Regions from separate parts of the Mus musculus genome. Here region 2 is linked to region 1. Evidence: chromatin loops called from intact Hi-C (ENCODE). Cell type or tissue: left cerebral cortex. All regions are shown on one strand. Links, peaks and the distances in the headings refer to the core of each region. The heading gives the core; the rest is flanking DNA.

Region 1 (15,502 bases), core at 4,774-12,773:
GCTTTGGGGGTCTCTCCCACTCCACTCCCGTGCCTGGGTGGGTTCCTGGGAGATTGAAAGGCTTGGCTGGGGGTGGAGCGTGGGGTGCCTGAGACATTGTGCTTGTTGGGGTGAAGGTGGGGGAAAGGTGACTTGTGGGTGCAAAGGGTTAAAAATCGTTTTCTCTATTCCTTCTGTCTCTCCTTCTTCCCATCTGTAAAGCCAAAGTTGGGGAGATGGCTGGCAAGGACACCCTAAGTAAACTGAGGTTATCAGTCTTTGGGGTTGGTAGCCAGTTTTCCCAAAGACATTTCCCAACGCCAGCCATCCCAAGACAGTGACCAGACTGTTGGGTGAAAAGGAGACCCTTTGCTATCTCCCCCTAGTCAGGGAGAGGGGCAAGACCTCCCCTCTCCCAAGGACAAGCATTCTGCCTCTCTAGGATTGTCACTTCTTCCCCTCAGAGAAGCAGCCTGAAGGCCACTACCCCAACTTTTCTGTACTTCCTCCAATTGAAGAGAAGACTGAAAGCCCGAGAAGAGGAAAATGATTGCTCAAAAGGAGAGAGGGGTCATACCAAGTAGGGGCCTCTGAGATCCAGGGTACTCGAGTCAGGCTACCCGCCAATCAAGAACTATGGAGTCTCTTGGAAAGCTGTTTAGGTCATGAGCCCCTCCAAGGGTGGCCCTTCATGGCCCAATTTCGAAGTACAGGGGGAAGAGATAACGACAAGTTCCGGCAGGGATGGCCCTTGATTTATTTTTGGTCTCCAGTTAGCAATCAGGCAGAGCAGTGATACATTCCAGAAGATCAATTATTTTTCTTATTGGAAAAGCATTAGTCAGAGATCGGCAAGGAGGGGGCAATTGGCACAGCCCCCTCTCCTTTAACCCCAGCCCTTTTCCTTTCTTTTGGAAACAGATTATTTCCCTAGGCCGCCTCACTAAATGCCATTCTGCACTTGTAAACAAAGCTGCAAGGGCTAAGCTGTAGGCCTGAGGGACCCTGATGGCTTCCTTGTCCACCTCAAGCCCTTACTTTTCAGACAACCACGTCCCAGCCCCCACCGTCACCCACCTCCCAAGGTGAAGGAAGTCAAACCAAAACAGCTATGGAAACTTTTCCTGCCCTTGCTTGCCTTCTGCAGTCGGCCTTATCGGCAGGAGGGAGGGAGAACTGGGAATAGCAGAGAGGGAAGTTTGTGGGGCTGTGTTGGGGGGCGGAGCCCCCACCCAGACATAACCAGACTGGGGTTCTGTTCTGTTCAGCTCCTGGGCGGCGCAGCGGTCGACAAACTTACAGCCGGTATCAGACCTTGGAACTAGAGAAGGAGTTTCTCTTTAATCCTTATTTGACCAGAAAGCGCCGGATTGAAGTCTCTCACGCCCTGGGACTGACAGAAAGACAAGTGAAGATTTGGTTCCAGAATCGAAGGATGAAGTGGAAAAAGGAGAACAACAAGGATAAACTGCCTGGGGCCCGAGATGAGGAGAAGGTGGAAGAAGAAGGGAATGAGGAAGAGGAGAAAGAGGAGGAGGAAAAGGAAGAAAATAAGGACTAAGGAAAAAAAGAGAGAGAAAATCAGCCCCCCCCCCAGCAACTCCCTTGAAGTTTCGTTTTATGGTAGCAGATAAATTGAGAAGTTTACGACTGTCATTTGCTTTTATAGAGAATAGAATGACACTCACAACTCTAACTACCTGTCAGATAGTTGCAGCTCTGCTTTTATTACCTTTGGGCTTCCCCCACTCTTTATTTGTCTGGGGGTTGGGAGGGGGAACCTGAGACACAGGGAAAAGTTCTGTTCTACTCCATGCCCAGCATACACTCTCTTGTTCCTGCTCCCACCTTCTGAGCCCTTCCCCATAAAGTCTAACCCTTCACACACACACACACACACACACACACACACACACACACACACACACACACACTTCTCTCCACACTCCCTCTTCACGGTGCTTCTCTGGTATTTATTTTAAAAGGGATTCCCCTGAAGATATAGAAGATGATTCCTGGCTTTGCTTGTATGCTGGGAATTAGAATACTGGATAAACAGTTTTTTTTTAATGAAAAGAAAGAAGGAAAAAAACAGGAAAGGGGGAAATGAAAGGAAAAATTAAAAAGAAATAAAAGATAGCAAAGAAGATTCCCCTCCCCCTCTGAGGCTCTTTCCTTAGAAAAACCCCCTTGACTTTCTCCAGGAATCTGCTGGAAATCAAGGAGATGTGGGTTTCTCTACCCACCTCCTTCCTGAGGGGTCTATTAGAACTGGCAATGGTCTCTGAAATCCTACCTATCCATCCCATAGTCACTTGGGTCCATGCCTTCCTTGCCTTGCCTTTGCTGTTTGATCTTTTGGGCCCCCGGCTTCCTCTGAGCTGTGTTAGTGTTTGTGCTCAGAAGTCACCATAATCATGAAAATAATATACTGATAATAAATCTTTAACATACTACCTAAAGGGAACCTGCAATAATCTTGGGGGAAAAAAAAAAAAGAAAGAAAAATTCCTAATACAGGAGGGAGAAAAAAAAAAAGAAAAAAAAAGAAAAAAAAGAAAAAAGGAAGAAACCTCCAGCGTATTTTATCACTACCTATAGAAAGAAATCCTGCTTTGAGAGTATTTGTAATGCGGTTTTGTTGTTGTTTGTTGCTGCTTCTTTCACTAAGAAAAAAAAAAATCCCAACAACTGAGACTGCCTAGCCCGCCGGTCTTGTGCGCTTTTATTGTGCTTCTAACCCCAGTAGAGTAGAACTAAACTGCACTGAATGTATAGTTACTCTGTCTTGAATTCTCTGTTTATGCAATGTGCTCGAAAGGAAAAAAAAACGTTAAAATATATCTATAATAATAATTTTGGTCATTTGTCTTTATGTCCAGCTATGAATGTAGATTTTGTGTCCTGAAAGCTCTGTTCCTGGTCCAAGTACTTTGTATTGTATACGTGAGTCATAATAAAAAAAAAAGAATTAAAAAGTAGAGCTGGAATGACTTGCTGTTTCTCTATAACTCTTCCCCATTTTCTACTCCTCCCTCTCTTTATTCCCTTTCCCAGCTCTGCAAAAGGCCCCGCACTGATCTTGCTTTGGGTGGTGGAACTTGGAAGTGGGGTGGAGAGGGCAGGCATAGCAGGTAGGGCAGGTGGCTAGTGGGGGGAGGAGGAGGAGGAGGAGGAGGAGGAGGAGGAGGAGGAGGAGGAGGAGGAGGAGGTGAAGAGAACATCTGGAAGGGAGAAGGAAGAAGGGTTACTTACTTACACTAGTCTTAATAACCAATGAGGTTTGTAGGTATTGGGACCTAAGTGGGAAGACAGAACTCATGCTTTAGCTTCCTGGTCTCTGGGCTGGGTCCATATAAAGAGTTGGCCCTATGCTCTTCCTGTGACTATGCCCTTTCTTTCAGGGTTTTAGGCCAAGGGTGAGATGGTGGGGGTTCTTTTCTGATATTTACATGTCTCCCGCTTGTGGCCACTCCTTAGCATCCACTACCTCATACTGAAATAGTGGATGGGGTTGGGAAATTATGCGGTTAAAGGTAGCTGCATAGTCAGGAGAGTTCGGTTTGAAAATGCCAAAGTGTAGTGGTGAGGGTGAAGAAGCTTCTGCCTGGGGCAGAGGATAAAGGAAGGACAAATGAGTAAGATAGAGTCTGCACCCTGGAATTCAAATTCAACTAGCATAAGGCTGTCATGGCTACTCAGCCCTCTTCTGTCCACATAGCCTCCGTTTTTTGGCCATTTCAAGCCAGCTCTTGGCTGGCTTCACTCTGACAATTGAGCAGCTTGCCTGGCCACCACAGTTGGGACTACTGATTTGGGAGGATGGCCCTGCTGAGTGGACAGTCCCCAAGCCCAGCCACAGTAGGGCAAAGGGAATCTTGACATTTTCTAAAATAAAGAGTAGAGCCCAGCTACTAATGGGATCATTCTGGAGGGTCCTAGGCAGACAAATCTGTTTATGCCAATAAAATTCTGCTCAAACCATTCCAAATTCCAGAGATACAAGGAGGCTGGCTCAACCAGACCAGAGGAAGAGGGGAGGGAGGGTGGACTTCTGGCCTTCAAAGACAGACCACCAAAGACAGAGATATTTTTGAAACCAGATCTTTGGGTCAATGTTTTTTAACCTAGGCCCAGGCCAAGTGTTTCACCAGGGTCCCAATCTCTGGCCCCTATAAAAAGGCCTCAAAATTTGTCAAGTGATTTTCCTAGGGCTCCCGCAACACTGCCTGTGAACCAGAAAGGACAGCTTGGGGATAACTTGAAGTAGAACCTGCCAGGAAATCTGTAGAATTTGGGGTCCCTGCTGGCAACCAAGTGATCACATTTAGCTTGGGAGACATGGGGTGTTGGCCAGGGAGGTCTGAAAACATTTCACTTCCCACCAGACTCTGTGGGAACCACAGAGGAAGACCCGTTTCATTTTTTTAATCATGAGATTATGATTGCTATTGATAAAAATAATAATATCCTGCCCTGAAGAAGAGCGGTATGACTCCCTTATCAAATAATTCCGAAGGGCCTTGCTGCTTCTCCCCCAACACCCCGCAACACCAACCCCTCATTCATTCCTGCCCCTGCTCAGCAATGTCCATGGCCCCAAGCCGTCGCGTCGGAGGGCGGGGTGCGTCTGGCGCCCGGCTTCTTTGGCAATGTCGGGCAGCCAGAGGGTTAGACCTAAGGAGCCCCTGCGTCCCCTTGTGCGTTACCCACTCCCCGCTTTCCCTGCTCACCACTTCAGTTTTCTCGTTTGGAAAGAAAAGGAGGTTAAAAACCCGTTTTATGGGGGAATGTAATTGCGAGAGCGGGATGCGCTCTTTAGAAATGCTTGCTCCTAAATGCTGCCGTCGTCCCATTACCGAAATGGGTACCATTCCGTTTCTGCAGATACGACTTTCTCCCATTCTTTACTTTTTTTATTAGCCAATCAAAGTGGCTTCCGAAAGCTATTTGTGATTTGTGAAAAATAGTATCTTTCAAAATGCTGAGTTGAAGCATCTCGCTCATTTCGCCTTGGATTTATTATTCTAATCTCAACGGTAAAGACAGAATGATGCAGCTATTAAGTTGGGGGGCAAATTCGTTTCTCGGGATTAAAAAAAAAATCTTCGCACTTTCCTCCTCTACTGTTTCACTGAATGTCCAAAGAAGATGCAGGTCTTGGAGAAATCTGGGGCTCCAAGGGAAGAAGTGTGTTGCTGAGGGGCTCCCAGGGGACCCCTTGAAGGAGAGGGTGGGTTGGCTTCCCCAGTTTCATATTCCTGGCATGAGATGCCCCAGAGAGTGTCTGAAAGTTGAAAAGTCACCCCCAGCCCCAATTAAAGAGGATTCAGGACAGGTTGTGTGCCACAATCTGGAAGTAAAATTTCCGGTGAGTTACCCGGCAGTGCTGCCCCATTCTTCCCGCTGCCATTGTGAAAAGCTGGGCCACCGCTTCCTCGTCGTAATTTTTAACTACCTGTTATAAAATTTATGGGTGGGTTTGTAAAAGGAACAGGTCTCTGCATCCGGCTGAGGGAACTGCTTTACTTACTATGGAGGAAGTTTGGGGAGGGGATGAAGGGTCTTCTGTTGGCTGGCTGAGCACCCAGCCCTTGAGAGTCCCTTGCCATCTCAATGCCGATCAAGGAAAGAGCTGCCCGATTTTAGATCTCCAGCCAATGGGGAGTGGCTGGACTACAGCTTAGCAAATATTCTCTACAAGGTAATTTATACTGGCCTCCCCACACTGCACTTATTACCAAAATTGGAGGTCTGAGGAAATGGGGTGCATAGACTTTTAGAGTAGAAGGCAGAATTCAGAGCAGTAAATGGCTCTCTTATGGGGCCTGCAAACTCTGAAGCCAGATCTCAGCTGCCTAGACGCTGTAGGAGATTCCCCTCCACCCCCTGAAAAAGACAGGTGTTTGGGTAACCTAAAAGGGTGAAAAGGTTTCAAAGAGCCTTGCTCCTCAATTAAAAAAAAAAAAAGGAAAGAAAGAAAGAAAGAAAGAAAGAAAGAAAGAAAGAAAGCTAGAAAGAAAGCTAGACCAAGATCTTCAGCTTTAACATTGTTTTTAATTAATTTTTTTTTTTTTGAGGATTGAAAGTTGCCATTAATATCTGGAAAACAAGATGGCCTGAAGCTAGGCATAGTCTTGGGTGCAGGGAGTGTCATTCTGTCTGAGAAAGGGACCACCTGAGAAATGAAAGTTATTTTAAGGAGCCTTGAAGCTGCACAAAACTCTCACCCCTTCTGCTGCCTCCAAAGGACTGCCAAATCCTGGTCCAGCTCTCCGTCCTTTAGACTCCATCTACATCTCCATCTTAGGCTTGGTTAGGAGGGTTGCCAGCAGCCTGAGACTCCAGTTCTTGTTTGATGGGTGGGGAGTGGGGGGCTTGCCTGGGGCACTGCAGTAGAAAAGATGTGTTCTCTTTCTAGAAAACAAAGGTAGGATCAGGGACGGTATTCATTTTCAGTTCCTTCATCTCGCCAGCCTCCATTGCCCCAAGGCTGCAGAGCTCTGAAAAGCTTTGATTTTCATCAGGTCCAATATCATTACCTTCATTTATTAAGAAAAGTATTTAAAATTCGGGACAGCAAGAGAAGGCAGTGGGTCCTCGGCATCCGAACCCTCTTTTCTTCCCTCCCTACTTCCCCTGTCTGCTCTTGTTGTGTTAGTCTAGAGCAGCCGGCCTTTGGGGAGTGGGCGGTGGGTGAGGGTGGGGTGGGGGTCGAGGGATGCTCCCTTTCTGAGAGAATTGGGTAAACATGGCGACCGTGGCGCCCATTTGCACACGCTACACAAATGCATCGCATTCCCGGTTGTTTGCAGAAAATTTACAGCTGAGTAATAAAAGTTTACGATCGACTCACAAGTTGGATTGGCCACAAGAAGTCATGTGGATTCCATCCATGAACGTGAACTTTTTATTGTGGTTTGTCCGTTCCGAGCGCTCCGCAGAACAGTCCTCCCTGTAAGAGCCTAACCATTGCCAGGGAAACCTGCGCTGGGCGCTCCGTTCATTACCAGAAATTTTTTATTAATCTGATTAATAATTATTTTCCCTATTTAATTTTTTTCCTTAGGTGGAGTTGCCGGAAGCTGGGGGCACCTGGGGAGGACGGGGTGGGAGGGGAGAGGCAGAAGTTGAGAGCACCTCTCTCTCCCTATACCCGACCCTCTGGCCCCCAAGGGGCAAGAGGTTCGCGGGTGTGGGGGCTGAGATCCGAGCTGCAGATGCCTCCACCCCTCCCCTTTCCCAGATTCTCCCTCCCGCCCCTTCCCTGCAACTCTCCTTAATTTTATTTGGCTTTTTAAAAAAAATCAGGACTTTTTATTTATTTTTAAATTTATATAAAGTATATGTGTGTGTGTGTGGAGCTGAGACAGGCTCGGCAACGGCACAGAATGAGGAAAGACGAGAGAGACAGAGAGTGGGAGAGAGAGAGAGGCAGAGAGAGAGAGGGAGAGAGGGAGAGTGACAGCAGCGCCCGGTAAGTGTTTCCTTATTGGTTCAAATATGTAACTAATGGTCCGTAGCTGGGTGGCGGTTTCAAGATAAGGACAGCAATGGCTTGTCTTGGTTAGAGAGAAGAGGGGGCTGGTGAGAGGGTGGGCGCGAGGGTAATTAAGGGGAGGTAAAATGGGAGGATGGGGTTAAAGCTGAAATCCTGGTAGTGGGAAGAATGTGTTGTCCTGACGTCGCTATGCGCTTAAGTTGGGGTCCTGGGCGAGAGAACCTTGGCCGGCCGGGCGGAAGTCCCTGGTCTGGGGCGCGGGGGCCCTCTGCCTAATGCCCTCAGTGTCTGTACCTGCTTATTAGCTGACTACTCTTGGCTGATGGAACTGGGACGTGGTGGCCTGGAAGCTCAAACTTCAAGGCAGGAGAGAGAATCTGTAGTCTGGGCCCACTGCCCCCTAAGCAACGTCAGCTTCTCAACCCCCAAACAAACTTTTCAGAGCCCCCTCCCTGTCCGGCAGCCCCCTCCTTCTCGGAGAGCTAGAAGCCAGGCCTCACACATGCGCAGTGTGAGCCCAGGGCCGGGCCGCGGAGCAGGAAGCCGGCGCTGCTAGGCGGGCGGCGGAGCCTGTTAATTGGCAATTAGGGGGGAGGCTGGTGGCTGGTGCGCGTCAGCCAAGGGGAGAGAGTCTGCCCACCCCTGCTCCCGCCCCCACCCTGGCGCATAGGAGGGTGGGAGGCGCCCTACGCTGCGGGTGGAAGGAGTTGGGGGTGGGGATGCAGAGCTCAAAAGCCATCTTGTGCTCGGAGAAAAACGGCCTAAATGCTTACCCCCCTCGTGGGCTCGGCGCCCCCCACCCCCACTTGCGGCCACTCCACTCGGGATGCCACTCCAACTTCCTCCTGCGCCTTGCAGGACTGCTCTAGATTAAGACCTGCCTTGTTCTGGTGGAAGCGAGAATGAGAGAGGCCTCCAGTTGGGCGGGGATAGACCAGGCCGTGCCCCCAGGACTTTGAGGGTGCTGCAAGGCCCCCCGAGCACTTTATGGGTGGGGTGGGTGAGTTTCCTTCGGTAAGGGCGTCAGACTAAGGTGGTGGGTAGAGTCCTGGATCTTCCTAATAATTGGTGCTAATGACGTGTTGTATAATCTTAACCTGACACATATGGTTTCATAACGTAGTAGCTTAATTTCTTCCAAATGTACGTGGCCCTGACTGCATTGCAGTTTGATATATGACCCCGCCCTGCTTCCAGGCTTGGGTCTGAGGCGACCCTGTTAGTGAGAGATTGTGTTTATAAGGAGCGGCGTGCACACAGAATGCTTACACACCCAAACAGACACCCCTTAGAGCTGGGAGGGCGGCTTGCTCCTGGCGAGGGCCCAGACACTAGGAGACAGACTCACACCTTCAGTCTGCGTCAATCTCAGCCCCCCCAACCCCTCACACACACACCCATCTTCTCCCAGAAGCTCGTCTGAGAGTCTTCGCCCAGAAGAGGGGGAGGGGATAGCTGGATTTCCTGTTTAAACCCAGACCTATCGCCTGGGGGGGGGGGGCACAGTGGTTAGAGAACCCGTTTTTATGAAATTGTTTAAAAAATACAGTTTGATTTCATTCAAATCAAACCTTTTGAGCTCGAGCCTATAGTGAATCCTCCCTCCCATCCCCCCACAACAACCTTCCCTTCTCCAACCCCCCCAAAATTCCCCTTTTGCAGTCGACATAAAGGCCTCTGAGGTATTCTCTCGGGGAAAGAAATGGCATTTTCTCTCCCCTTTCCCACCCCACCCCCCAATAGGACTGGTGTGTAGGCAGAGGCGTCTGCCGAGGGGCTAATTTCGCGTTCCTTGTTTACGACCAAGAAAAGCGCTTGGCTCTCCCCAAATGGGCCCAGCCTGCCGCCTGCTCCGGCTGCCGCGCAATCTCCTGCCGCCCGAGCCTGGCCCCCAGGCGGATGCCCGGGCGAACCAGGCTGTGGCTGACCAGGACTGGGGTCTGTGGGACCTGAAAAGGGCCAGGGGAGTACTCTGAGACAGTGGAGGGGCCCTGGAGGCCCGAACGGGAGCCTTCTCCTGGAGTACTGTGGGAACCGCCGATCGGTGAGGCCGCTATTTCTTTCTTCAGCCTGTATTTTGTCGGACCCTGTCCCTGCGGATGGCCGCAATGACGTGGGAGGGGATGTTTGGGGGACACAAGTCTCCTTTGTTCCACCCCAAAAGAAAACCATTTTTGGAGAAGGCTGTTCTAGTCTGATTAGTGTGGATTCACCTGGGATGTTAGAGGCCCCCCTCCCATCCAAGGGGCGGGCCTGGGCTAGGATAGGGGTATCTCTCTAGGCCTACAGGGGATCTAGCTGGATGTGCTAATAGCCATGTCGAGGTGCTAGGGTGCCAGAGTACCCGTCAAAAACACCAGCTTGAGGTGTCTTTATATTTTTATTGATTTCCTGTTCCTTCTTGGCTACAATCCTGCAGCCCCTACTCCCCCTCCCCCAATTTTACCCTGTACCCTTCACCCCTAGACTCCTCTTTGGCAAGCCTAGAAACAAACAAACAAACAAACAAACAAACAAAAAACGCCAATGACTGGTCCTAGTTTTCCAGTTTTCCCGGTCTGGCCAGCGAGTCCTCTGCTTGCCCAGTTACTTTCACTTTTCTGCCTCTTGCTTATTTCTCCATCTGGTGCTCCAACAGAAGCCCAAGAGGGTCCATCAGTGGCAATCCTCAACCTTCTTGCAGGCCAAATTCTGTGTGGATGTGGTTCCTCACTGCAGAAGAGCTCTTCTGATTATCTAATAATAGCCAGTGAGGCCAAGAATAGAATTTTGCTCAAGGGCTCTGCACACTCAATGCTGAGGCCTACCTAGGCGGCCACTGGGTTCTATGGACCAAGGCTTGGCAACCTCAGAGCCCGAAACTCAGAAGTACTCCCTCTGAGCTCACTTTTTGGGCACCCTCAGACCTGCCCCTTAAGAGGTTTTGTAAGCTCTGCCATCCTTTGTATTTCAGCCAGGTTCCTAGGAGAAATGGGCAGAATAAACCCTTTCTCTTCTCCCCTCTTGTCTGACAGCTGTGATCCCTACAGAATTTGACCTTGGTTTGGAAAAGACAACCTTGTTGTGCTGACTGTTGTGTTCTGAAATCAGGCTTGGTGGAATTATGTATTTATTATATACAGTCTCAAATATACAGATTCAGAGGCAGGGAGAAATATATAGAGACTCATATTTCCTCATGGTTAAATGTTTACTACCATGGCTATATTCGATAAACACCGTTTTATGTGCATGTGAAATTTTGTTAGCCTTCACTGGCTGAGAGCGGGCTAAGGGAGCGATGGGCTGGAGGAGAAGGCCCTCTGTGCATCTTTGTGGAAATGTGTGTGCTGGAATTGGAGCATGTGGCTTCCAAAAATCTAAAGAAGCCACAGGCTTTGGGCTCATTGCTTTTGCCTGAGACATCCTACACCCTTTTGCCGGCTCTCCTCACCTCTCCATGAAGTCTGCCAACTCAGAGGCTCTCTTCCAAAGAGAATCCAGTCATCTTGAAAACGAAGTCTGTGGGTTCTTTCATGGTTGTTGTGAGTCTGAAAGCCATTCTGAATCACCAGGACTGGGCCCTGGTGGCTGGAAGCCTCCATGTGGATGGCAAAGGGATTGTATTGTAGTGGCTAAGATGATTTCTGAGCAGGAGTCTAGGTGGCTGCGGGCCAAGGTGCTTAAAGAGGCTTGTAGGAAAGGCAAACCAGGAGAGGCAAGGATAACTTGCGAATAACTCTCCTTCCTTTTGCCTCCCTGGCTCATTATCTCACCCTAGATTTGCTTGTCTGTAAAGACATACTAGGAGTTCTGGAAGGTCCTATGAATATTCAGATCTGGAGTACTGATGGGGGTGTTTTTTAATCGTGTCAGTGACCTGAACCAATGTGAGGTCCACTAAGAGAGCTGGTGGAGGCCCCTCTAGAAATGCAAGCTGGGCCCTTTAGCCTGTGGGCCTGGAGCCCCGAGTATGGGCCTTGGATGGGAAATAACTGGCCTCCTTGTGCAGCTTTTCTGGGGCCATGGAAAGACAGAGCTGAGAGGACATAAAATGTTAGTGGAAAGCCCCATAGATGAAAGCGTGGACAAGAGGAGTGCTGGATGAGGTTTTGTGCTGCTCCCAAGACACTTGGGTTCCTGCCCAGACTTGTGGTTCCAAGGGGTTCACAGCCTTTCTTCCCCAGCGACAGAGGGTGTGACAGAATCACTCCTGCTCTAGCCACACCGACTTCGGGGTGATATTATCCCAGGATCATGTCCCTCGAGCAGCCCATGGCCTCTGACACGGCAGGCGCTGTCAGACGCCCCTGTTTATTGTGTCTGTGTGTTGTTTACTTGTTTTGTCTGCCGCCACCCTGCGTCAGAAACTCAACAAACCAGCAAATTTCACTCACTCCGGGAGAACAAAGTGCAGGGCTCTGTCAAACTCCCTCCCCCTTTCGGCACCCCTACCTCCTACCCTTAAGGGCTTCCTCATTTTCCCTTTCTGAGGGGAGGAAGTAGAAATTGTCTTAAAGTAGGGCCAATGTTTATGGGACAAGGGAATTATGAAGACACCATAAACCTCCGGGTGTCCTAGTGTTGGAGAGACTTCCAACCCCCCTTCTCTTTTTCTACTGCTTTTCTTCCTTTGCCTTGGTAACCAGTTGGGTAAGGGGGTCACAGACCCTGAGAACATTTCAGTGTCCCTCCTCCTCTTCCTCCTCCTGGCTCCTCCATTCCTTTCTTCCTGAGATTCTCTCGGACATAAGTGGTTGGGTTTTCTGTCAGGGTAATGTTGGTGAACTCATAAAACTAGATAAAACATACTGCCTTACCCCCTTTATCTTTTCAGCCCCCCAAAATAGCAGTGAATTTAAGCAAATCCTACAAAATTAAATTACCTGTCCTGTAAGGGTCCTATAAATCCCCAATCCTGCCAGGTGTAGAATCAGAGAGGTCAATGTTTGCCTTTAATTTTGCTCCTGGCCATCAAATCTAAAATAGTATCATTGCAGTAAGTAATATTCTTGTTTCTGAAATTAATTCTCCTCTCCCCTGTCTCCCTCTTTCACCAGTATGAATTAAATGGTTCTTTCAGAGCTACTGACAATAAAGGATAAAGTTATTTATAAAGAATTGACGATGATGTTTCATTGTTGACTTACTGTTCCAGAATATAATAACATTTTATTTCAAAGTGGGAGAAGTTAGACCAGGAGAAGATGGGGGTGGGGTTACAGGAGGCTTGGTATTCATATATACAACTCTTGTAATACTTTATGGCTTTCACAGTTTTCATATGACAACTTACTGCGATGTCATAAACACCCAAGGTCTCCAATTTTAAATTTTCATTAACCTCCAAAATGCTCCCAAGTAATGGTGTATGTTCAGAAGCAGAGGAGAAAACAGAAAGCTGGGGCCTCCTTTGGATTAGCATAGAACAGCACATTTTCCAACCACCCCCTTGTCCTCTTTTGTAACTTGACAGTCTCAGGAGATCCTGTTCTGGCAATGCAAAGTACCCTAAATATTCTGTGTCTTGATTTTTACCTCCAGACCAACTAGGGCCATCTGCTTTGCCCTCCTGAAATGTCCTAAGGCAGCCAAACTCTCCATTTTCAGTGGGGATGAGGTGCTTTCCACCCTCAGCCCCCTCCTCAGCTGATATTTCTGCTGCTTTGGCATCAAGGTGGAAGGGAGGCTCGAGGGCCTGGTCTGCAAAAGCCAGAATTTTTTTTTCCCAGGTGAAGCCTGAAGGGGTTTCAGGGCAAAGTTTGATGGAAACCTATTTTACTTTTGAACTTTTAGGCAGACTTGGAGAAGCCAGACATGCAAAGCTGGGGGTTTGTGTCTGTGGATGGTAATAGCAGTAACCAAAATGTCAGTCAGGAAAGGTCAGGCAGAGATTCACAAAAACAGAGGAAGGGGAGAAAGCCAACAGAGCCACCCTGTATACTTTTCTCCAATGCTGAAGTGCAAAAGCCACATCAACTCCACTTTGTAACTTCTTAACTCAAAAGAAGAAATCACAACACAGGACTGAGAGCTATTTGGACCAAATCTCAGCAGTTGAACATGCCCCATCTAGCCCTTCCCTCCTTCCTTACAGACCCCCAACTCTCTTCAACTGGTCAGCTTCAGCCTTGTCACTAAATATCAGCACCCATAAATGGATCTGTCAAATTTCACGTTTCTTCAAGTATCTTTAAGCTTTGACCTTTGAAAGGAGTGTTCCTTTTTTGGAATGCATTGTATGTATTGAGGAAAATGTATTTGTTAGGAAATCTTTCCCTACCATATCTCAGAAAACCTGGGAGCCCTTTGGGTAAGCTGTGCTTTGGCATTCCCAAGCAGACCAAACCTTGTGTTTAGGTTCTTTGGCCCCGGCCACTCCGCCACACTCTTTGTAATTCTTTCCCTCAGAGGTCCACGGAGATCAAAGGGGTTTATTCACAAAACACCAGACATTTAAAATAGGGGTTTTGTAAGTTTTTTTTTCAAAGCTTTTTTAAAAACTTAGCCATAAGCCAGTAGAGCTTAGCTGAACTCTAGAACAGCAAAGCCTTAACCAAATAGTGCGATTGTGAGGTGAACTGAGTAATTATTGAACTCAGCTTTCTCTGTAAGAGGGATTTCAGCTCTAGCCTAGTGGCACAAAAGGAGTCGACGGGACGGGATAACCGTTCAGTATCTCTGGAAATCAAGAACTGGAGATGGTGGAAGGGCAGGGTCCCGCAGCTGCGTGGCTTTTAGGCAGCCAAGAGCCTAGGCAGTCGAGGGAGCTTGGAGTCCATCGGCTCCGGCTCCAGCGTTGGAGTGAGCGCACAGCCTAGGGAGGCGCCCGAGCTGTAGTTGGCGTTGCCGGCCAGGAATGGAATACGTTCATCTGTGCCTTAGTCAGCCACAAACATCTTTGCAGAGGTGGGGTGGGGGAATCTAGGGAGAGAGACTCGCGGAACACAAAGAAGGACCTTCCGCGAAGTATTTTTTTTTTTTCAGATCTCTCCAGGCTCAATTCAGACATCTGTACATACAAAATTACTTTATTTGCCAGAGCAGAGAAGAAAGCAAAGGCAGGCAAGGTGAAGCCTGTCCATGGCCATCCTAGAAGCTGAAGTCCACTCTCCCCTCATCCTTTTTTCCAGTTCAGAACCGTAAAGACCTCCCAGCCTTCCCCTGACTTAGATCCGGCAGGGCAGGACTGAATTCGGGGGAAACCCCTAAGTGTCCAAGCTCTCGGGTGCAGCCCTTAGCCTCCAGGCCAGTGACTACACCCACTCAGGCCCAAAAAGCAGGCAGTAAATTCCTCTCCTATAATTAGTGCTCCTGGAAGGCATGTGTTTTGGATTGGGGGGTGGAGGGGAAGCTGAAGAGGCCAGTGGCAACTTTCCCGCTTTATTCTTTTTCTGAGTTTTTATTTTCTGTTTTTGAATCCAGTAATTACAGCTCCCAAAGTGAAAGTCTGCTCTTGACACCAAGTCCCCTCTGAATACCTAATTCAGAAGGTCTAAGGTCCAGGGCTTTGCATAGACTGGCAGGCCTGATGGGGGTGTGTGTAGGGGGGCTTCCCTGATTTCTCTAGACTTGTTTTGATGGAAACAAAGACTGGGAGCCTCCCTCCTTCCCAAGACTTGTGCATAGTTACAGAGCTGCACTGCAGTTTTAATAAAACATCTGTTCTTGCTTCTGCTGATGAGCTTCCATAATTGTTTTCAGACAAATTTAACAGGAAAATATAAATATATTTAGAAAAATCCAAGTTCCGGCCCCTCCCCCCACAGACAGGCAATCTTTTGCCAAGGGAAGAGAGAGCACAAAATGGGAAAAAGAAAAATATTGTCCCAAGGAGGGAAGACTCAACTCATCTGACCTGCTCTTCCCCCATGGAGCAAATCCCCTCAGTAAATTTCAACTGCATAATTAAAGGTCTAACCAAAGGAAATGGACTTTCTCCCTTTAGGAATAAAAAGGGGCACAGGAAAGTATAGTGAACGTTGTTAACTTCCCCTAAAGTCCTTAGATGGAGGGAAGATATTTGTATTTCTGCTTCCCCTG
Region 2 (15,502 bases), core at 2,617-10,616, 52 kb before region 1:
CATCAATTACCCCGTCTCAGTTGTCTGACTCCAGTCTTGCAGTGGGGGGGGGGGAGGGTCTTATCCAAATTCTTCCATCTCTATGTCCCCCCCCCTGCCCAGCCTAGAATAGCAGGGAGTCTCAGTGGAGTCAACCATGCCTTCAGCCCTGAAATCTCTCTTCTCTTTTCTTAGGACCCTAACCATAGAGAGTAGCACATTTAAATCAAATTTCATTCTCCCTTCATTCCTAATTCCCAACTCCCTTGTAGAGCCTGGATACAGGTGGGAAGGAGACCCCCCCAAAAAAAAGCCCTGAGGTGCTTATATAAAATTTTCCCTAGAATTCAGGAGAACCTGGAGGTCGGCTTCTGTCAGGGAAGAGCTGGGGTAAGGACTGATGGCTTTTGGATCTGAATATAGGAGAGTGGATCTGAAGTGCAGTGAATCCAAGCAAATGGCTATTCATTTCTTATGATGTATCTACACAGGATATATATACAGTGAAAATTTTTTCTGGCCTAAAATAGGATGTGGGGATGTTAAGAAGACCATGAGTAGTAAGTGGTCTCTAATTTATTCCCTTGACATATTCCCAGACATTTCCAATATGAAATAGAGGGCACTTTGTGGGATGGTGTTCTATACAGGCTCCCAGATCCAATAAACTGAGGAAGTTAATGAAGGGAAAAACACTACAGCTCTCTTCTCAAACCAAGAAGCAACACCTGGGTCTCTCTGTCTAGGTGGCGATTTCATCATTGTTACAACTGTTTGACTATGCTTCTCAGTCTAACTGACTCCAATTTTAAGGGGAAAAAGGGCATCTTGTGCTTGTAACTGGGTCTTAAATGAGCAAGAAAATGGGATTATTTGAATAATCTAGGTAGGAAAATAATTGGTCTGCTGCGTGTATATAGTCTTCTATCATCCCAAATCAAGTCTGTATTGGACACGATTATTCACGAAGTTCTGCACGCTGATCTGCACTGCCTACGCCATTACCTAGCTGACAAGAGAAGAGGTTGGCAGTCCGAGTTCCGTAGATGCTAATGCAGGCGGAAACACAGCTCCTTGGATCGATGGCTCAAACTCAGAATGAAGCAGGGACCACCGGCCCAGATCCGCAAACAAAGCAAACCCCGGAGACCTAGTCTTCCGGCAGGCCGAGCCCCCCCACCCCCACCCCACCCCCGCCCACCCGCTCGGCCTTCGTGTGTGTGTGTGTGTGTGTGTGTGTGTGTGTGTGTGTGTGTGTGTGTGTGTGTGTAGGGAAAGCAGGGAAGGGTTTGCAGGGCCCAGGCCGCTGTAGAAACGCACCCTGGAGCTGCCAGACCTCTGTGCGGTGTGCGTCTGTGAACGCGGAAGGCGGTGCGGAGCCTGAGTCTGATCACCCACCCGCCGGCCGGCCGCAGCCCCGCACACATTTCGTCTCGGTTTAGAGAGGACGGACGCCTCTTCTTGGCAGCGAACCTCCGAACAGTTACCGATTTTCAGCGCAAAGGTCTATGGCCCGTGCCTCTCCCGCTAGATCGCAGCCTTTGGGGGCGGTTGAGCGCGGTTAGCCGGCTCTGGTGGTTGCTTCTCCCGAGGAGGCCCGAGACAAAGGCTCGTCGCCGCTGATAGATGACGCGGGCGCCTAGACCGCTCCCGGACTCAAGCCTCCTCGGTGCCCGGCCTTGAGGCAGGGATCAGGAGGCAGGAGACAGGGAGAAGGTTCTGAGATCTCTGACTAATCTCGTCCCTGGTTCACTTCAGGGAAGAAACCTAGCGCGCCCAAAGAAAGCACTGGTTGATCCCGGCAGCTCTGATCCCAACAGCGCCAGCAGCTCGGTGGTTTCCCAGTGCTGCCAGGCCCCCAGGAAGGACGGGATGACCCCTGCTGGCCAGAGCGGTGGAGATTGTGTCTCTGGGACCTGGTGCCGCCCAGTCTCCAGTCCCTTGAGTTTGCAAGGAACCTTGAAGAACAGTCTGTGTCTGAGGTACTACCTAGGCTGCTGAAACTAAGGTTCTTAAAAAGATTCCTTAGCCAAACTTGCCAGTGGTGATTCTCCTAAGGCCTGTGCGGAAGCTTGGCATTGAGCCTTAAGTAGACCCATCCTTTAGCCTTTGAGAACTAGCCCCTTGCCAACGTGTGGCTTCCCCTTTTCAAGTCAAAAGCCTTTTTACTGAGGAATTGGAGACCAGTCTTCGGAATGCCTGTTTCTGTCATCCAGTGGAGAGTGGAGAACTTCCTTCAAGGACCTGTCTGAGTGGATGGAACCTTGTCTGGAAAACCATCTGTGGGAGCAGAGGGTTCACTCGGAAGCATGGGAAGATGTTCCATAAGTACACACTTAGCTCTGTTGTGGCCAAAACTGATATATGAAAAGAGACTAAAATGCACAAATAAGATGTTTTCTTATACTATATAACAGAGGCACTTTCATCTGCTGCATGACAGAGTGAGATACCGAAAATAGATGAACCAAAGCCTTTAGATTCACAAACAAGAATTTATTTGCATTTGTAAGCAAGGCTTTCATATATCCTACATAAAGGGTGTGCTTTTCTGAGTTCATTTAGTCACGTGTATCTACATTCTGTAGCATATGGAACTATTGCATGAAATGCACCCAAATATTACTACAGCAGTAAAAACTCAGAATTATATCACATTCTTACACACATACAAAGTGCATATCAGCCTAGTATATGAAAAAATATGTAAATTATATTGGCATATTCTTTAGATGCACATATTATTTGTGGTATACATTTCTCTGAAGATTTTTTTAAAAATAAATATTGGAGCCAGAGCTGAAGGTATGGGAAGGTAGACCATCTCTGCCGTGCTGAATGAAGGGAACACAGCCGGGTTTAAAAGAGTCACCCAAAATCAGGAAGCAATGATGACATTGGTAATGACAAACTCCACTGGTTAATTGGTTTTTTCTATTTGTGTTTCTATTTGTGTTTTTCTATTTCTGCCTAGTATTTTTGTCTTTGAAATAGCCATGTATGTCAGCAAACATTGTTGTATAAATGGTCACTTTTAGTTTCCTGTTGTGTCTCTTGTCTGAAGCTGGTATCTGTTGAGAACATATTAACGCCTATTTGCATCAAGATTCACTATGGAATCATGATTATATAGAATTGTTAGAGCTATTTACTTATGCATCTCAAGACACATTCTTCCAAGACTAATGCAAGCATGTTATAGCAATGCTCTATGCAGGCAGATAGTTAAGGGGTGGACAGTGATCTGGAGAGCTAGGTAAGGGTTAGGGTTAGGCTCCTTTAGGTTAGGGTTTGTAAATATATATATATATTAATATTATAATCTTGAGCCTAAGCAGCATTATGAAGTAAGGCCTGAACCTGGGCCCATTCCCCTTCTCCCAGGAAGGGCAAAGGCTTCATTCAGGCCTTCTCAGCTGGGCTTTGATTTTGATCCTAACACTTAGCAGTCAGAAGCCAATTTGTGTGTCTACAGTAACAGCAGAGAAAACCTATTCCATAACCCAAGTTTTTGCAGAATTTTCTGACATTGTACTGTGTTGAGGCTTATGAAAAAGCAATCTTATTTGAGTCTTTCAAATCCTGGATTCTAATAGGCACATAACTATAGAAAAATTCTTTAAGAGACAGTGCACTCACATCTGCAGACATATTGTTTATGAGTCCACAGGTTCCGTGTGTGTAGACACAGCCATATTTTACAGTCCAAGGAATCAATTAATTAGTGCCTCTCAGTCCCCCCAGCTCAGCTGCTCGGCTGAGTGCGTGTGCGGTGGAGATAGATGTGCGTGGTCAGATCGCTGGTCATGTTAACAAGCCTCGTCATAAAGATGGGGATGATAAGGAGAGCAAAAGAACTCAGGCAGCCTGCGAAGAGGGTTTCAAGGGGCGAGCCCCCAGCCTTCAGGACTGTGCCTATCCTGCCACTGGGGTTTGTCTGGAGTTCCTTCCATCTGGACCCGGCACACTGTGAGCTATGACTGGTCCTCTTCCGGTCCTCTGGTCCACTGGCCTATATTTTGCCTTTTCTTCATTGAGCTCCAAGTTGAAATTTAAAAAACAACAAAACAAAACATAAACCTTTCTCCGTGCGTGTCTTCTGTCCTTCTACCGATGTTGGGGACCTCTGCCGGTTCCTTTTTCTACATTTCTGGGTGGTTCCTTTTGGTCTACGTTGGCGCTGACTTCCTTCCTTCCGCTCTTACTCTCTCTGCCTTTACAGTTGCTTTTCTATCGTGCTCCGATGAGCTTGTAAAAAATATAAATAAACAACTATGCCCCGGTTATCTTGCACCAGAATGAACACCCCAAGATATGCCAGACCCATGGAAGGAAGAAAAAAAAAACCACCTTGGGTATAATTGCTGGTTTGAGTTGTAGCACTTAATTCTGTTTATTCTCGCTGATGTGCATACTTAACAGAGAGATATTGATATTAAAGGGCAGGGGGGAATTAATTTTACTTTTATAGTCATCTATTAAGAGCACAAGATGATCTGAGTCTCCTTTAAAGGGACCAAAAAGGGGGGGGGGAGAGAAAGGGAGAGGGAGGGAGAAATATGACTGAAAGGGAAACAAAGATCTTTGCCTGAAGAAACAATGTAACACTAGACAGAACTATAAAGTCTGGGAATGTAGGAACACCGGACTCACTCAGCTCCCTCTCCCTGTGTGGAATCCTGTCCCCTCCACTTCCGGCTGAAACCCCTACCCTGACTACACAGTGGTATTCAAGGAAGAATTCATGCAATTATCTGGATAATTGGAGGGAGAGAGATGGGGAGGGAGAGGGAGAGAATATAGAAGAAAAATAGTTACTCTTAAAACAAGGAGGTCGGGCTTACAGATTTGAACACTGCTGAGAAATGATGAGATCTGTTGAAGTACTCTGATCTCTGATCCAGTTTCATTTTCATTTTGGATACTAGCTTGGATTCACTATGTCTGCATAGACCTGCCTCCTCTAATATTGTAATTATCACAAGTAAGTAGATAATAGATAATTATAGGGTGTCAATAATATTATTTTATAACTACATAAGATATGATTAGAGTTAATGTTAGAGGCTTTGTTGGAAGCTGGAGGCAAGGTAGAGAGGCCTTAGGAATTTTTTTCTTTCCTATTTTTACCTGTGTGGGAATCTCCAGAAATCCCTAAGACTCTAAATTCATCCCCTGGATGTTTTAAGGGAAAGCTCTAGGATCTTAGGGTATATAAAATCCAAAGACCAAGATGAGGAAACACTAATTTGATACTCAGCCCCTCTTAGCCTAGAGGACAATGGAAGCCCCTCTTATCTCATTAGAAGACTTAGTTCCCAGTACAAGTCCACTAGGGTTTGGGAGACTTGGTTGGTGTGGTCCATGAGAGCAAGACAGGGGCTTATCAAAATCAAGTTCATTGTCAACCCCACATAGGAACTAGGCCCAGAATGAAGCCCTCTTTTATCCCCAATTTGTCTTTCCTGGAGTCCACGCCTTAACAATACTGGAGTCAAGACAAACGCCCAGCTGGAGCTAGGGAGGTCAAATTTAAGGCAGGGATCAGGGAAAGATTTTAAATTTTGCTATTGTTATTTTGGAGGGTTGAGAAATCCGAAGGCTGTAGGAGGAAGAGGGGAAGAAATGATCACAGAAGCAGAGAGTGAGGTGAAAGAGAGTTGAGAGAAAGTATGAGACCGTGAGTAAGGTAGATATAAAACAAAAAGGAGTGGCAGGAATAACCAGGAAATAAAACATAAGGAAAGAAATACAAGAAAAAGGTACAAACGGGAAGGGAAGGAAAAGACTGAAAGAGGCACGAAGAAGACAGACAAGGGTCAGTCTTTGGGCTGACTCTGCCTGGCGGGTTTGCAGCAGTCTGGGTGGGCGGGGGCACCATGACAAAGTGAAGGTCAAGTTAGCATCGTACCTTATAAGGAAGGCGTCGGTCCTCCATTTCAGCCTTTCTCTCTGGAAGGACTTAGCGCTGGCATTTCTGGTCTTGTAAACACAGGACTTTTTTTTTTTTTTTTAAGCCTCCTTTCTTTATTGAGAGTGAATTCTGCAGCCCCGGGAAGCTGTGGCTGTGGACTGGGAAGTCAACTAATGAAGATGGCAGGAAACTTTTCTCTCCTTTTCTGCCTCTGGCTCCACTCCCTGCCAGCTGGGGCGGCCCCCATCTCTTCTGTCTTCTGTATCTTTCACCATTGTCTCTAAATCTGGGCACGATTTCTTTACTCCCTGACTCCCCTGCAGACTTGTAAAACCCTTCCATTCCACAGCAGCAAAGTGGAGAAGGACTTTAAGAATTGGAGAGAAAATTAAGCATCATAAAGAAAACTTCATTTACAGCTTAATTGTCTGTCTGAGTATTACAGTTTTCTTCTGAAAACAAAGCGATATATTCGGTAAGGAGGAGTGAGGTCACAGGGATGGGGAGGGCCAGTGTAGCGGTAGACTTGGATTTATTTATTTCTCAATCCTGAGGTGGAAAGGAAAGAACAGAAGGAGGGGAGTGAGAGAGAAGCATTTTAACCATGAAACTACCAAAGGTGGGTGCAGCTGGTGAGATTGGAAGCAACATTCTAGCTGCACGGACCTGGTACTCACCCCAGCCTGGGCCTTGGGTGTGGAAAAGCTAGTATATTAGGTCGTTCTTGGTTTCAGAGAGCTAGGAAGCAGAAATGGAGGAAGGCTAGGCTCCGGGAGAATAAGGCAGAGCAGGAGACAGGCCTTGAAAGACAGAGTAGCGGCAGTCAGTCACAGTCAGTCGGCTGGTAGTGGTTACAGCCAGGAGGGAGAGAGGGAGGAAGGAGCCTAAGCTTGGATCCTTGATTCTTTCCTTCCTTCCACTGTAGTGTGGAGATTAGGGGTGTAGTGAAGTTAAAAGGGGGTTTATTGCTGTGGGGTTATCTATGGAGAACTCACTTCCTTCTCCCTGAATCTCACCACTTGTTTTTGGCTCCTCTGTGTTCATGGAGCCATCTTAAGGCCTAATTATTTCAAAATTGAAATTCTATAGCAAGGGGGAAGGGGCTGATGGATGCTTCAGGAGTGATGATGGGTGATTCTAACTAAACTCTAAATCTCCCAGTTTGTTGTTACCTTTGCCTTGTCAACTGGAAAGCTGACCCTTGGGACCAGCTCCATCCCACTCTACCTACCTGGCTGGGAATTTCTCCAATCTATAAGATCCCCAAAGTGGGCTGAGGCAGCCAGAATCAGCAGACAGGGGCAATTAATAGAGCAATTGGGCCTCCTATCTGGATCCAGTATCTCATGAAAAACAAAGGGACTCGATCTCATTATTTCTGGTGGTGTTAAGGAATCCTGGTTTCTCCACAGAATGTCTGATCCTGGGATCTGAAGAGATTTAATCTGAACAAAGTGCCACCTCAGCTCAAAGTGCCTGGGTCCTTTGTGTAGGGGATGAGGGTAGCCAAGGTAGGGACATCTGCTGTCAGGAATCCCCATGGAGGGGTTGGCAGACCTTCTTTGGCATGGCCCAGAATTCTGCTCACAGCATTCCAAATGGTTGGAATGGCCTGCGGAGGCCTTGTGAAGGGGGACCCCAGAAAGTCAAAAGGGGTTACTAGCTGGGATGCTTCCCCATAGTGTGGGGGAGAAACTCATACTCAGACCTCAGCCTGAAGCTCTTTGAAAAACTGCTCTTTGGAGATTTAGGGGACTTGAAAAGAGTAAGGCACCAGACACCCTATGAAAGCCAAGGCTGTGACTGTGACAGGGAGGAGAACCTGAGGGGGCAAGAGGTTGAGAAGGTATCACCTTAAACCATTTCTCCCAGAGAACACACACACACACACACACACACACACACACACACACACACACACACACACACGGCTCTAATACTGAAAAACACCAGATGATCTGCTTGGAAGGGACATAAACCGGCCAAGCGGATGCAGGTTAATAAAACCCGAAAAACCCCAGACAGGAACACTTAAAATGCCCAGAACAAAGAACACCGTGACAAATTCTCACCCAACACACAAGTACACGCACAAGAATATTCCTAGGCAGAGAAAGAAAGAGACCTTTCCTACCTCAGGTCTCCACCCGTGGACACTTAGGTATACCTGCACAGCTCCAAGAACAAATTTGTTCATGCTTCTAAACTGACCCAAACAAACCCCCAGTGATCGCCGGCAGGCACCGACTGCACTGCACACACCACGGAGACAGTCCGTATCCCCTGAGCCTCACTAATGCAAGATCCAGATCCATACCCGGAGATAAAAGTCTAGACAATAGACGGCTGTTTATGACAACGAGGCTCTCCAAGTTTGGGGCCAGGCGATAAATCTCTGGCGAATCTTCCTGTAACTCAACTTCTGGCTGTAGTGAAGAGAGAACCACGGAGACCACGGAGACGACCGATGGGGGAGAGACTTAAAGCGGGAGCTGAAGGTGCTTTCCTTGTGCAGTTCTTAGGCTGGCCATAAGCCCCGTCCACGCAAGGCAGTCCCACTGTGGAAGCTTCGCGTGGAGTTTCCTAGCACAGGCGAGTCAGAGCTCCTTTCTGCCCGCCCTGGCATTAGGGCTCAGAAGTCAATGTGCAGGCAGAAGGCAGGGCCTGAAAGCTGGGACAGAACCACAAACCATTGTTGTTCAAGGAAAGGGGTCTTTTTTCCTGGGTGACTGGGTTACCTTAATTTTATTCTCTCTCTCTCTCTCTCTCTCTCTCTCTCTCTCTCTCTCTCTCTCTCTCTCTCTCTCTTTCTCTCTCTCTCTCTCTCTCTCTCTCTTTCTCTCACTCTCTCTCTCTCTCCTTTTCCATTTTGGATTGACGAGCTGTTCCCTTTTGCATTTTCGACCCAGGCATCTGATTACAAGTAAGGAGCCACTGAAGTTGATCTCATAAAAATGCCGCGAGCTCACTTTGATCAGCGGGGGACTGGGTCCGAGCCTAAGTAGGCGCTAAAGCCGGGGAATGGCGGCACCGGCCAACCGGGCCTCCGCTCCGGGGAGATCCCGGTGGCCTAAGAGGGCAAATCTCCCCCAGAAAAGGTATTTTCTATGAAGTTGCAACTAGCTTTGGAAATTAAGGCCTAATGGCAGCGACTCCATCTTCAGACTGCTTTTAAGACATGTCCTTCATTTTAGAGTGGGGGGGGGGGGTAAAACTGGCTCATAAAATGGGGCTTTTATGGGAGAAATGGGGTCGCATTGCTAGCCTCCTGGGAAAACCCCTCCGCAGAGGAAGCTGGGTGGAGCGGCGGGCGGAGGAGCCTCCGGCTTTGCTCTTTGCACCCCCCTACCTTGTCCATAGGCCCGATGTTACTCCAGCAGGTCCACCAGCTGCTTTGGTGGCCTAATCTGAAGCCTTGGACTTGTGAGGCTGACCTGGGCTGAAGAGAAAATAGGCGTTTTGGATCTCTGAGACCAGGGTGAGGTGTGGGTGTCCCGGGTTCAAAATAAGCCTCTAGCTTGAAAATCCCAAAGCACAATAAAGAATTTATTCAATGTTTCCACAATGCTGCTAAGGGGGTGGGGGGAATGCACAAGAAGATGCAAGCTGTTCTAATTGAGGTCCTTTCTTCACCAGTCCAGCCTGGGAAGAAGGGACTCTATTGACTCTGCAAGAGGCTGAATTTTAAGACCTCCTTTTCCCTCCCAGTTTTTCTTCCTAGCTTGTGGTCTGTAGGGTGGTCTCTTTCCTTATCAAGAACTGATCTCTAGAATTCAAGGAAAGGTGAGGAAGAAAAGAGGCCACAAGGCTGCCCAGAGCTGTTTTCAGGAGGTTGCTGTAAGAACGGCCCATGACAGAATTCGGCAGACAGTGCCCCCTTTTGAAACAGACCCTGTTGTCCTTGTGTGGGAGGAAAGGCCGCTGGAGTCTGTCCTAGTTCTATCGAGACCACCGAGGCGGCAACAACCCAGATTGCAGAGGTCTGCTAGCGGCCAAGCTAGCAGGGAGTAAGGCCACCAAAAATCTGCAAGTCGGTATAATGGCTATCACACGAAGCATTTAGGTGAAAGCTGGGAATCTGGAACAAAGCTGGTGAGGAACAAACAACAAATCAGTTGCCATCAGTAATGCCTGCGAGTGATGGGATTGGGGGGCCACAGATGTGTCCCTCCATCCAAATGTAAAGGATGCTGTGGGCAGAAGCCAGAGAGAGAGAGAGAGAGAGAGAGAGAGAGAGAGAGAGAGAGAGAGAGAGAGAGAGAGAGAGTTACAAACCCAGTGAAGGCTTCCAGGTGGTCTGGACCCAAAGCCAGGCAGGCAAGCCAATATCCTATCCCTAAGTATTTTTTTGCTATTCAACAACTAAGTGACCTCAAAAACCAGGGCCTTTTCTCCTTGACCCAGTTGCTGAGGGTTTTTTAAAGGTTGTTTTAAATTATTTGAAAAACCAATGCCAGAAAAAAAATATTAAACTTCATGGCTTGCTTTTGTGGAGAAGAGTATTCCTTCCTACAAGTCTTTTGCTGGATCCTAAAGCTTCCTAGACATCATGTCCTTGACACTCTCCTTTGCTTCCTTCTTTTGGCTTCAAGAAAATCAGACTGCTCTTTGTAGCTGCCTGCCTCACTTTTATGGTGGCCCATGAATAAACTTTGGTGGTCAAATTCAAGTGCTTAGGCCCACAGCTGTCTTCTCACAGGAAGCAGATACCCCCCCACCCCCACCTCTCTCCAAGGCTGTGCAAAACAGGACTTAGGGGATTGATCCCCACCCTGCCCTGAAGAGCAAGAAGAAAAAGTAAGAAAAACCTAGTGGGAAAACGGGGGAAAGCAGGAGCCAAGACCACCCTCATCTCTGCAAGAGATGGGGTACCTCTGGCCTTCTTCTTGCTGGCTTCTATGACTGTTTGGGGAGCATTTTGCCTCCAGTAAACGCAAGTTTGATGAGGTCAACGCAAACCCCATAAAAGCCCCAGTCCGTTGTTCACCACCATTATAATTAAAAACGTTGCCCCCAGCTCCTCCTATAAAAAAGACTAAAGGAAAGGGGAACTGCAACAGAATCTTCTGTTTCTGGTCCCTTCTCTACAGAAATGCCCCCAATCTAGTTATTTACCTTCAGTTATGATCTGGCCAGGACTAAAAAGCACAAGAAGCAATGCCTATCATTAAGTGCAAACATAGGGAAGCACTGGAAGTCTCTTCTACAATATTGGAGACATCCCCACTCACCCACCCACACAGAGAAGGTGACTATGGTGGAGGCAGATTTCACCGAAGTATTGTTGTAAAGTCTGAGTAAATGTGGGCAGGTAGAAAAGTTGAGGAAAAATGGATTTGGGAAGATATATTTGGAAATAAGCTAGCCATTTCTGTCTTTCCTGTCTGACTGGGGCTTTCAGTGATTCATCCTTCAACAAAGAAAATCAAATTAAATACACTTTAAAGCGGGAAAACCAATCTGAAGGCGGCCCTGAGGGTGGGGGAATGGTTTAGACTACCTTTGGTTTTGTCTAAGAGTACAGGGTTGAGTTGCTCTTTTCTAAAATGTTATGTCCTGACAGCTCCTTCTTAGGACCAAGGTTACTGCTGCTTTCTGTTTGTGCCAGTTGTTTGGGCACCATGGATCCAGCCCAGAACATTTCCATAAAGTTATATTCAGATGCCCAGATGTATGTTGTAATAGCCAAAGGGACTGGAGGTTTAAGGAGTCATTGAGTATTCCCCTATGGACACAGCGGTCCAGCAAGGAGGGTTTATAGACTTGGAGAAGGGCAGGGTTGGACTGAGATGTAGAGAAGAAATAGGAGTGAAAGAGGCTGGGGACTTCAGGCCCTACCCTGCCTACTTTTTGATTGGTATTAGAGATAGACACCTCTACCCACCTAAGCTCCCCAAATCATTAAAAAAAAAAAAACCTCTCCAAATGTAGTTCCCTTAGCATACATCCTGCCTGGACCTTATTGCCAGCCTTCTTTTCAGCCTATTAGCTGAAGCTGAGCTCCCAACCCGAAGGGCCCCAGATAGAGAAGATAGATGACTCTCACTCTAAATCTTTTTCTTTGGGGTTTGGGATTTTAAAATCCACAGTGAATGTAGCTTTCTGCACATTGATTGACAATAAAGGCAGGCATGAAATATTCACCCAGGGCCACTCTCTCATACTAAATATTTAACACAACATTAGAGAAGGTTTTTCCCAGACTTCGCCAGGCACCGGCTGGGCGGCTGGCGCACTGCTCACCACTGGTTTATGACTAATAGGAGTCCCTAGCCAGCGGCAGCACAGCAAGCTAGACAAAGTTGGGACACTGGCTCATAGCTGGGCTGCCTCACCTTTGGGAAACTTCAGATACTCTTCCTGGGAGCCTGTCCTATAAGGGAGCGCACCTTATTCTGGTCAGGAAAGTAATATAAAGGACTTCTTATGAACAAGCTCTGATTCTTCAGGTAGAGGGTTAAGAGTCCCTGAAACTTGTTGGGAAGCATCCAATATTTCCGGGGAAATCAGGCAGGAAAAGACCCTTTCTTTTACCCCCCGCCCCCCAGCTTGTCATAAGGAGGGGACCAAGACCCCGAAACGGAAAACCCTTCTCCTTCCCCCAATCCTAGGGGGGAAAAGAACAGCAGTTAAAAAAAAATACAATTACCCCCTCCCAGCCACCGCCCCCGCCCATCCCACCGCCCACCCCACCCCAACCCTCTCTCTCTCTCCTCCTTTTCTCGCTCTGTGGAATGGAGAGGAGGGGAGTGACGAGAGAAAAACGAATACAAATCTGCAATTGATTTTCATAATGTTTCTGCGGTGTTTGCAAACCAATCGCCTGAACGTCCCCGATCTTACCTAAGAGAGAACCCCTCCTACGTCTGCGAAGTGCTCCGAACTGATATATGACAATATCTACTTTGGATCACGTGCTCGGGGAGAGAGACTAAGACGGATAACGCGTCATCTCGCCTTCCCAAAATTTCCCCCCTCGCTAGATCGGGTCCAAAACCTCCAGCCGGAGGAGGCAGGAGAAGAGAACGATGTTTAACTCGGTCAACCTGGGCAACTTCTGCTCGCCTTCGCGCAAGGAGAGGGGCGCTGACTTCGGCGAACGAGGGAGCTGCACCTCCAACCTCTATCTGCCCAGTTGCACTTACTACGTGCCTGAGTTCTCCACCGTCTCTTCCTTCCTACCCCAGGCTCCCTCTCGTCAGATTTCTTATCCCTACTCAGCCCAAGTGCCCCCGGTCCGGGAGGTCTCCTACGGCCTGGAACCGTCCGGGAAGTGGCACCATCGGAACAGCTACTCGTCTTGTTATGCGGCGGCCGACGAGCTTATGCACCGGGAGTGCCTGCCTCCTTCCACAGTCACTGAGATCCTCATGAAAAATGAAGGCTCCTACGGCGGCCACCACCACCCCAGCGCCCCGCACGCGGCCCCCGCCGGCTTCTACTCCTCAGTCAACAAGAACAGCGTCTTGCCCCAAGCTTTCGACCGCTTCTTCGACAACGCCTACTGCGGTGGGGGAGATGCGCCCGCCGAGCCCCCCTGCTCCGGCAAGGGCGAGGCCAAGGGGGAGCCTGAGGCGCCCCCCGCCTCGGGACTTGCGTCCCGGGCAGAGGCCGGTGCTGAGGCCGAGGCCGAGGAGGAGAACACGAATCCCAGCTCGTCCGGTTCTTCCCACTCGGCGACCAAGGAGCCGGCCAAGGGAGCCGCCCCCAGTAGGTAGCAGCGGCCGGGAACCCGAGGGCAGCGAGGGAGGGAGCGGAGAGGGAGGGCTGGAGTAGTGGGGGGGGGCAGGGGAGCGCGGACAGCCTCGTGTTTTGGGTCAGTCTGATTTTATGTGGAGTTTTATAAGCATTCAAAGGATTTTATTATAACCTACAAAGCCCTCTCTCCCAACGACTCGACTTTTTACGATGGAGAAGGGGTGGGGAGGGAGGGAAAGGGGCTCTTTGGAAAAGCCGGGTGAGCCCCCCTCCTCCGTTATCTCCCTCGGTCTGTGAAATTTTTAAAAGTGCCACCATTGCGGGCGATATTAACTTTGATCGTGAACTTAGAGGAGCGTTTAAGAAAGGATGGGGAGTCGGACTGCTGGGGGGTTGGGAGGGAGGGGAGGGGTGGAGGGGGAAAGGGGAGGGCGAGGGACAGACTGGGAGAAATCCAGAGAAGGGGAGAGGTAAGGAACAGAAGCGACGCGGCAGAACTGGAGTCCAGGGAAGCTCTCCAAGGCCGCTCCTCTTCTTTTTAAAACGACTTTTAAAAATGTTCAAATTACGTGTTCGCGGGTCTTTGAGAAGAAACCGGGGCAAGCCGGGGTTTGGCGGTGGCAGGAGAGTGGGGAAAGAATCAGAGATTCCCTTGCTCTGCAGGGGAAGGTAGCGGTGGCTCTCCAGGGTCCGAGGCCTCTCTCTGGGTAGGCCCAGCCTGACTGTACGCAAGCCTGGGGCAGGCAAGCGGCTGGGTGTCCCAGGGCGCCAGGGCACCACAGGAGGCTCGTAGGTGTCCTGCTACCTCTACGGGCTAGTTTGCTCCCGATTCCTCACTGCTCTCTCCTGATCTCACTCCTTCGCGCCGATTCTCCGCGGTTCCCTCCGATTTCTGGAGGAAGGGATCCTGGATTTGCAGAAGCATTAGGAGGGCGGCTTGGAAAGGGCAAGGGCAGCGACCAGGAGCAGACAGAGCACCCCAGGGAAAGCACGTGGCTCAGGCAGGCTTTCCTCCACCCTCAGACCTTGTCAGCTAGGGCTCTGGCCTGAGGGGCAGGGGGAACTAGGTTCTCAGTGAACCTGGCGGTGGGATCAAGGCTTGCCCCAGCGCAGCGGATACGGAAGAGGAGCCGCCGGCCTAGAGGGAGGGCTGCCCGGCAGCGGGACTGGGAGCTGTGTAGCTGAGCTTTCAGCGACTGGGTTGGCTGGGGTCTCCCGGGGTCTCACGTGTCTCTTTCCCCTCTCCTCGCACTTGCCCTTCCCCTCCCTCCAGACGCCCCCCGCACCCGCAAGAAGCGCTGCCCTTATTCGAAATTCCAGATCCGGGAACTGGAGCGAGAGTTTTTCTTCAACGTGTACATCAACAAAGAGAAGCGGCTGCAGCTGTCCCGGATGCTGAACCTGACAGACCGACAAGTGAAAATTTGGTTTCAGAACAGGAGAATGAAAGAAAAAAAACTGAGCAGAGACCGGCTGCAGTATTTTTCAGGAAATCCACTGCTGTAACTGCAGACCTGACCCTTTGGGGTGGGAGGGAGGGAAAGAGGGAAATTTATTTTATTTTATTTTATTTTTTATTTTCTAACTCGTCTTTTTTTTTTCCGCGGGTGGAAAACTGGACTGTGGCCAGGGCTGGCCCCCCAATGCCGTTACTGGCACTTCCTTCTAGAACCTCCTTGGCCTTGGGTCTAATTCACTGTAGGGAACAGAGACCCAGCCTGGAAAAGGAGGTGAGGGAAGTGTCTGACCCGTGGTTAGTGGACCCCGTGGCGCCAGGGCCCCAAGACTGTTTATTTAAAAGAAAATACACCTTACAACAATGTCTTGCTGCTCGGATTGGGTGAGAGGAGGGGCGGTCACAGTGGGCGCCAGAGCCGAACAATCCTTGAACTCAAGTCTTCCCTAGCCCAA

Evidence for each region. Hi-C counts contacts between places; a loop is a spot of excess contacts. Peaks named below come from ENCODE experiments on the same cell type or tissue, not always from the same donor. Only the 100,000 strongest peaks of a DNase experiment are listed, where the experiment ranks them.
Region 2: it touches region 1 in a loop (1.9-fold over the local background); 2 of 42 quality-filtered maps call a loop at or near these places.

Annotation. Positions count from the first base shown.
Region 1 is chr15:102,991,316-103,006,817 of GRCm38, forward strand. It overlaps Gm29905 (a long non-coding RNA gene), which reads right to left and starts at 6,852. Exons shown (of 2, transcript XR_384486.2): 1 at 6,522-6,852; 2 at 6,017-6,396. It overlaps Hoxc8 (homeobox C8), which reads left to right. Exons shown (of 2, transcript NM_010466.2): 2 at 1,248-2,939. The coding sequence ends at 1,540. It also overlaps a transcript of Hoxc6 not described here. In left cerebral cortex, for the core only: no CTCF peak of the experiment used is centred there; a DNase peak (open chromatin) is centred at 8,039; H3K4me3 peaks cover 358 bases.
Region 2 is chr15:102,941,605-102,957,106 of GRCm38, forward strand. It overlaps Hotair (HOX transcript antisense RNA (non-protein coding)), which reads right to left and starts at 6,342. Exons shown (of 2, transcript NR_047528.1): 1 at 5,891-6,342; 2 at 2,458-4,227. Hoxc11 (homeobox C11) reads left to right here and starts at 12,922. Exons shown (of 2, transcript NM_001024842.1): 1 at 12,922-13,603; 2 at 14,865-15,097. The coding sequence starts at 12,922. The coding sequence ends at 15,097. In left cerebral cortex, for the core only: no CTCF peak of the experiment used is centred there; no DNase peak of the experiment used is centred there.